2 separate regions of the Homo sapiens genome follow, and region 1 is linked to region 2. A link is an interaction called in ENCODE POLR2A ChIA-PET data of the cell type or tissue named here. Cell type or tissue: GM12878. All regions are shown on one strand.

Region 1 (4,000 bases), 340 kb before region 2:
CATCCCTTAAAGTGAGCAGTGGAGGGCTCTCGCAGGAGACCTGAGTGTGAGTCCCAGATCTGCCACTTGCTGCTGTGAGGCTTTGGGCGAGTCACCTGACCTTCTGAGCCTCCTTTTGCTCATTTGTAAAGTAGCAGTCACACAGTCACACTAGTATCTATTTCAGAGGGATGTTGTGAGGATCAAATGAGATGATTCATGTGAGGGATTCAGCACAGCACCTGACACATACCAAATGCTCAATAATGATTAACCGTTTTTTACTATTATGCTAGTATTTCTTCCCTTCTCCTTTGTTCCTGCCACCCTTCCTCGCCCTCAATCCCTAGATAAGTTGGTGCTAGGTTGGGACTGGGAGGAAGAAGTCTCCTGGGAGCTGCCCTCTGTGCCTCTGAATGGGAAAGAGGGAGGAGAGGAGAATGCCCTGCCTCTTGGTCCTCAGAAGGAGAAGCCTCCGGTGTGTGAGTGCTGTCAGAAGCGGCGAGGCGGGAAAGTGACCTCGGCCACCAGCTACGTCTCAGCTTCCTTTGGGCACTCTCTTGAGAGTTACCTGCTGCTCTCGGGGGCTTGCAGTGTGCAGATGTCTGGTGTGGATGCTTGGGCCTCAAAGCATTTGTCCAGGCCAGGCATTCCAGGCCTGAGGGGCTGCCTGAGGCGTGGCATTATTCTCCCAGGAGCATTTGTGCCCCCATTCCCTCCTGTGAGGGGCCCAGAGAGTGCAGGTTAAGGGCGGGTAGGCTCTGCTGGCATGGTGGAGGGTAAACCCCAGCTGCTCCCAGAGTGTCAGAAGCCTCCTGGGGCTGAGGCTTGACAGTCCCTCAGTACATTTCTTGGATTTCTCCTCTTTGAGAACAAATGCTTCTAGCTATTATCTCCTTTGCTTTTTTTTTGACTATTTAGCCATCTTCACAATAAAAATAAGCAGTAAGTAACAAATACATACCAAAATAAATACCAGGTGTTCATGTTGTGTCTAATTCACACAGTTTACAAGATTATTATGATCACTGTTTGTATACTATTTGGGTTCCAGTTTTTTTGATTGATGTCATTTTATATGGAGCTTTCCATATGGTTACATTGTCCACACATTTGTCAGTTTAAATGGCAATACAACAACGGGTTGTACCTAACCATTTCTTAATTCTAGGCATTTGGGCTCTTTCCAATTTGGAGCTGTTATATAGAGTGCATCTATAAAAATCTTTGCGTTTTTTTTCTTTTTCTTTCTTTAAGTCAGCTCACTGGACATACATTCCTGAAGATGGAATGGGTAGGCCAGAGGATGATGCATTTTGTGGCTATTGTTCACGAAGAGCTACTAAGCAATTTCAGTGTCCTTGCCCTCCCTGCAAACCCAGGCATTGAGTTCACTATGTATTTATTGTGAGCAGGTTTAGAGATTATACCTCCCTTGTTTGTACCATGTCCCTGGGAATCAGAATGGGCAAGTGTTGTTCTCTGTAGTTTATATTTGGGGAAGAGATTAGATGGGAATAAGAGGTTTGTGCAAAGAACCCCTGTCCCAGCACTCTCGTGCAGCTAACATTTATTAAGCGCCTACAGTATGATGAGTAAGATGGGTAAGTTCTGCTCAGAGGTGAATCACAGTCCAGGGATGACAAAGACGCACAAACAGCTCCCCAAGATACATTCTGGTTGTGGCTCCCAGCTCTGCCACTTAATAGTTGCAGCGCTCTCGGCAATTCACCTTCTTTATTTCCTTATCTAGAAAGTGTGTTGTTATGAGGATTCAATGAGGAGACCTGTATGAAGTGCCTTCCCCTGTGCCTGGCTCATAGTAAGTGTTCAGTGAGTTTTGGTCTCTCTTGCTGTCCCTCAGAAGTGCCACAGAGGGAGGAGGTGGGTAGACCTGCAGAGTGGCAGAATCATGGTGGGGTCTCCCTTTTTGCACATCCAAAAACTCGATTTGGAGAGTTGCACACTAGTAAAACACACTATCAATCCATGCTTTGGCTTGACCAGATCTTCTGAACCTTCACGCCGATGAAGTTTATCAACCAGATTTGGCTACCAAAGCTGATGCCTGCCTAACATACCAGAAAAGGTGGGCACTGAGGAAGCAGCACAGGCTTTGGAGGCAGACCAGTGTGGGTTCAAGTCTGGGTTCCCCCACTTAACTAACTTTGTGACTTAATCTCTTTCTGAATCTTTTCCCTCCTCGATAAAATGGGAATAATAATAATTCCCATATCACCAATCCTCAGATTGTTGTAAGATTTACATTAGAAAATAAATGTTCAATATCTTGTATAGGGCCCATCTCATTGTAGGTGCTCCATATTCAGTAATGTTGCTGGAAATGGCTGAAATCTCTAGAGAGAGAACAAGTCAAGGAAGAGAGGCCTTAGATCTAAACACCCTTGCTCCAGAGAGCCATATGTTCCCAACACATATGCTGCCACCACCTTTGGGGCCTGAGTTCCTTACCCATTCTGTCTTGGATAACAGTAACTTGATCTTTTTTTTTTTTAATTTTTGTGGGTACATGGTAGGTTTATGTACTTATGGGATACATTACATATATATATATATATATATATATTTTTTTTTTTTTTTTCTTTTGAGATGGGGTCTCACTCGGTCACCCAGGCTGGAGCATGCAGTATTGCGATCTCTGCTCACTACAACCTCTGCCTCCCAGGCTCAAGCGATCCTCCCACCTCAGCCTCCCCAGTACCTGGGACCACAGGCATGCACCATCGTTCCCAGTTAATTTTTTGTGTTTTTGGTAGAGACAAGGATTCATCGTGTTGCCCAGGCTGGTCTCAAACTCCTGAGCTCAAGTAATCCACCCACCTCAGCCTCCCAAAGTTCTGGGATTACAGGCGTGAGCCACCACGCCCGGTCCATGAGATGTTTTGTTTTGATATGGGCATGCATTGAGAAACAAGCATGTGCTTGGGCAATGGACAATGGGGTCTCTACCCCCTCAAGCATTTATCCTTTGGGTTATAAACAATCCAGTTCCAGGATAACTTGCTCTTGATCCTAAACAAATTCAGTGATAAGGGAGAGAGGAAAACTGTCTAGGCAATTCTGCATAAAAGCCACAGAGAGAATTTCCTCTGGGGAGAGCCCCACATCTGTGTTCAGAGTGAAGCTCATAGGAACAGCTGATGCAGAGGAACAGGCCTGGGTGGAAATGGCCCGGTGTCCTCACAGCCTGGGCCAGATGGGACCTCTATAGACAAGTAGGAAAACTTGAACAAGAGATCAAAGATCAAACGAGTTAAAATTACACCAACAGACAAACTTAAAGTCTCTAGCACATTAACTGAATAATAAAACAGAAGTCAACAAAGCAAAATAGAAATAATTAATTGAAAACAAAACATTTCCTAATTTTTAACTATTATTCATGATAAGCAGTTTTAAGAATGAACCAGTTCTTGGCCGGGCGCGGTGGCTCACCTCTGTAATCCCAGCACTTTGGGAGGCCAAGGCGGGTGGATCACGAGGTCAGGAGATGAAGACCATCCTGGCTCACACGGTGAAACCCTGCCTCTACTAAAAAAATACAAAAAATTAGCTGGGCATGGTGGTGGACACCTGTAGTCCCAGCTACTCGGGAGGCTGAGGCAGGAGAATGGCGTGAACCCGGGAGGCGGAGGTTGCAGTGAGGCAAGATTGCACCACTGTACTCCAGCCTGGGTGATAGAGTGAGATGAGACTCTGTCTCAATTAAAAAAAAAAAAAGAACCAGTTATTAAACTCCACTGAAGTGCCCTGATTCTTTGGATGCAGCCTCTCCCTGGACTGAGGCAGATTCTGACTTGATTTTTCAAGCGGCCCAGCTCTGGTTTCTAATCCATAGATGGACAGTTTTGCAGTTCTCCGGGCCTCTTGCCCCACGTAATTGTGTGTTACAGCTGGAAGGCAAAGTCGCTGGGGTCCTGAGGCAGATTCCTCAATTCCTCTCCTAGGTCACAGGCCTGCAACTTTGGTTTACTGTATTAAGGGTTTGAGTGTTGGCTGG
Region 2 (4,000 bases):
ATGAAATCCATTTAGAATAGTCAGTGTGTGATGAAAGTAGTACTGTCATCACTTTGTTGTTGTTTTTGCAGTTGTATAATTTTATTTGATGACCAGTGGTTAGTTCTTATCCACATGGAGTGTCTGTAGATTTTGAAAGTGGTAACAGGTACATAAGTAACCAAAGTATAGAGCTTGTTTTAGTGAATTTTTATCTTCATTACATTTTCTGGACAACCACGCAGGGATACACTGTGTGAGACATTCCTTATTCCTTTGGCCCAGACAGCTTTGTTGAGCCTGCTATCAATGTGTGCATCTGGGGTCCTCATCTCCCTCATGGCAAATTTCCAGATCTCTTTGAGTGCCTGAGGGGCTTGCTTCTTAGAGGCTCACTCCATGAATGCACTTGTGAATCTCAATAGTGTATTCTTGGGTTACCACCTGGTTGATGGCAGAACAGCCTTTCTTCTTACCACCCTTTGCGGGAGCCATTCTGCTAGGCCCAAATTGGAAAGCAGTCATCACTTTAAAGCTGGGGGTTTCTGGCTGGGCGCAGTGGCTCATGTCTATAATCCCAGCACTTTGGGAGGCCGAGGTGGGTGGATCACTTGAGGTCAGGAGTTTGAGACCAGCCTGGCCAACATGGTGAAACCTTATCTCTACTAAAAATACAAAAATTAGTGGGGTGTGGTGGCAGACACTTGTAATCCCAGCTACTCGGGAGGCTGAAGCAGGAGAATTGCTTGAACCTGGGAGGCAGAGGTTGCAGTAAGCCGAGATCGCACCATTGCCGATCACACCATTGCACCTGGGCCACAGAGTAAGACTCTTTCTCAGAAAAAAAAGCTGGGGGTTTCTTTAAGTGCTGTTTGCTGGGAAGATATTACCTGAACAATCACTTTTTTTCTTTTTCTTTTTTTCTTTTTTTTTTTTTGCATTCAGCAAAGTGTTTTTGAGGATCAGTTGCTGAACTGAATGAAAATCAGATTTTATGCCACTTGCAGAATTGGGATGATTTAGACAACATTCGTGTTGCTTCAAAGGAGAAGCATAAGCATTATTAGTCATAACTTAAGATTTACTTCCTTCCAAAAGCTAAGCACTTCTACCATTGGCATTTTATTTATCTTCATTCTTATTATGTAAAGGATAGGACTTAATCTACTTTAAAAGGAAAGATATATCAAGTCTGTGAGAAGTTGAAGACAGCTCATCCTAAATTAGGAGGGAAAAGTCCCATTTACTGGGTTCCTGTATGGACCCTCTGCCTTACCCAGCTATTCAGCTGGGAATGGTTTTACTAGAAGAAGAAGAACAACAATAATAATAATAATAATAGTAAAGTGCTGGGATTACAGGCGTGAGCCACCATGCCCAGCCTGTTTTACTATTATGAAGACATTAATTTAGCAGCTGTAAAGATACTGGTTTGGCTTTTGCTTATCTTACTCTCCCAGAACTTTTTCTTTTCTTTTTTTTTTTTTTTTTTTGAGACGGAGTCTCGCTGTCGCCCAGACTGGAGTGCAGTGGCATGATCTTGGCTCACTGCAGCCTCCGCCCCCCGGGGTTCACACCATTCTCCTGCCTCAGCCTCCTGAGTAGCTGGGACTACAGGCGCCCGCCACATCGCCCGGCTAATTTTTTGTATTTTTAGTAGAGACGGGGTTTCACTGTGTTAGCCAGGATGGTCTCGATCTCCTGACCTCGTGATCCGCCCGCCTTGGCCTCCCAAAGTGCTGGGATTACAGGCGTGAGCCACTGCGCCTGGTCTTTTTTTTTTTCTTTGAGACGGAGTCTCGCTCTGTCGTCCAAGCTGGAGTGCAGTGGCACGATCTCGGCTCACTTTAACCTCCACCTCCCAGGTTCAAGCAATTCTCCTGCCTCAGCCTCCTGAGTAGCTGGGTTACAGGCGCCTGCCACCACGCCCAGCTAATTTTTGTATTTTTAGTAGAGATGGGGTTTCACCATGTTGGTCAGGCTGGTCTCGAACCCCTGACCTTGTGATCCACCCGCCTCGGCCTCCCAAAGTGCTAGGATTACAGGTGTGAGCCACCGCGCCTGGCCAACTTTTTTTTTTTTTTTTTTTTTCAACAAAATGTGGAACTAGTAGCTTAATTAAGAATCCACATCTTAGTTTTAACTTGTCTTGCCAGGTGTTACTGTGCATTCACTAAAGTGCTTTACAAAATATTTTAATATTTGGCCTATATTTAGTGAGGTATGGTGCAATTGGAGAGTGATACTGTGTTAGAACTTTTCTCCAGAGAGACAAAAAGAACCTTTCATTTTAAGAAAAGTCCTTTGACTATTTCCATAGTCCCTGGCAAAATTAAGTTGGAAAAGGCAGCTTTTTCAGCCAGATATATTTTTATTTTTGCCTCTTCTCCAAGCTGAACCAGTGTCCCAACTGAAATGTGTCATTCTTATCAGTGATAGTATATTTTGGGAGAAATTGTTCCTTAGTGCGCCTAGAAGTAAGAAGCTTATGCCACTTCAGCCTGCACATCAATTTTAATAGCTCTCTAAAATTGTTTATACCAACTCCCTCCACCTCACATCTGTCCACATCTGCTCATCTTTCAGTTCCTCACAACTAGTTAAGAAAGTCTCATAGGCCGGGTGCGGTGGCTCACGCCTGTCATCCCAGCACTTTGGGAGGCCAAGGCATGCAGATCACCTGAGGTCGGGAGTTCGAGACCAGCCTGACCAACATGGAGAAACCCCGTCTGTGAAAAATACAAAATTAGCCAGGTGTGGTGGCTCATGCCTGTAATCCTAGCTACTCGGGAAGCTGAGGCAGGAGAATCGCTTGAACGCGGGAGGCGGAGGTTGCTGTGAGCCGAGATCGTGCCATGGCACTCCAGCATGGGCAACAAGAGTGAAACTCCGTCTCAAAAAAAAAAAAAAGAAAGTATCATTGCTCAACCAGAGAAATGCCAGTCTTTATCAAAGTCATAGTTACATACAACAGCAGTCTTTGGTATGTGTGGAAGTTTGCATTACTTTGTTTTCTTATTGTTTAAAGAGCCTTTCTTGCCAGGTGTGGTGACTCACACCTATAATCCTAGAACTTTGGGAGGCCAAGGCAGGAGGATCTCCTGAGCCTAGGAGTTCAAGACCAGCCTGGGCAACAGCCGAGATCTTGTTTCTACAAAAAATAAAATAATTACCTGAGTGTGGTGGCAATCACCTGTAGTCCCAGCTTACTCAGGAGATTGAGGCAGGAGGATCACTTGAGCCTAGGAGTTTGAGGCTGCAGTGAGCTATAGTGGTGCAACTGCACTGAAGCCTGGGTGACAGAGTGAGCCCTGTCTCTTAAAAAAAGAAAGTTTTGGCTGGGCGCGGTGGCTCACGCCTGTAATCCCAGCACTTTGGTAGGCCGAGGTGGGCGGATCACGAGGTCAGGAGATCGAGACCATCCTGGCGAACACTGTGAAACCCCGTCTCTACTAAAAATACAACAACAACAAAAAAAAATTAGCCGGTCGTGGTGGCAGGCGCCTGTGGTCCCAGCTACTTGGGAAGCTGAGGCAGGAGAATCGCTTGAACCCGAGAGGCAGAGGTTGCAGTGAGTTGAGATCGCACCACTGCACTCCAGCTTGGGCGACAGACCGAGACTCGGTCTCAAAAAAAAAAAAAAAAAAGTTTTTCTGTGTTACAAAAACAAGAGGCCAGTCGCGGTGGCTCACACCTGTAATCCCAGCACTTTGGGAGGCCGAGGTGGGTGGATCATGAGGTCAAGAGATCGACACTATCCTGGTCAACATGGTGAAACCCCGTCTCTACTAAAAATACAACAATTAGCTGGGCATGGTGGTGTGCGCCTGTAGTCCCAGCTACTTGGGAGGCTGAGGCAGGAGAATTGCTTGAACCCGGGAGGCGGAGGTTGCAGTGAGCCGAGATCGTGCCACTGCACTCCATCCTGTCAACAGAGTGAGACTCCATCCCAAAAAAAGAAAAAAAAAACAACAGGATTCCATTCTTGAAAACAAGTTGATAAATTGCTTTTTATTAAAGG

What was found. Peaks named below come from ENCODE experiments on the same cell type or tissue, not always from the same donor. Only the 100,000 strongest peaks of a DNase experiment are listed, where the experiment ranks them.
Region 1: POLR2A ChIA-PET joins it to region 2 with 5 read pairs; 2 of 35 experiments call an interaction of 5 or more read pairs at or near these places.

Annotation. Positions count from the first base shown.
Region 1 is chr17:29,134,817-29,138,816 of GRCh38, reverse strand. All of the region lies in intron 2 of MYO18A (myosin XVIIIA), which reads left to right. Among named protein-coding and RNA genes, the nearest start is that of MYO18A, 44 kb to the left of the region's middle. RefSeq lists enhancers at 1-114, 115-1,098. In GM12878, no CTCF peak of the experiment used is centred here; no DNase peak of the experiment used is centred here; H3K4me3 peaks cover 1,260 bases; H3K27ac peaks cover 899 bases.
Region 2 is chr17:28,798,924-28,802,923 of GRCh38, reverse strand. The region is part of intron 1 of FAM222B (family with sequence similarity 222 member B); the gene reads left to right. It also overlaps the pseudogene RPL31P58. Among named protein-coding and RNA genes, the nearest start is that of FAM222B, 42 kb to the left of the region's middle. In GM12878, no CTCF peak of the experiment used is centred here; no DNase peak of the experiment used is centred here.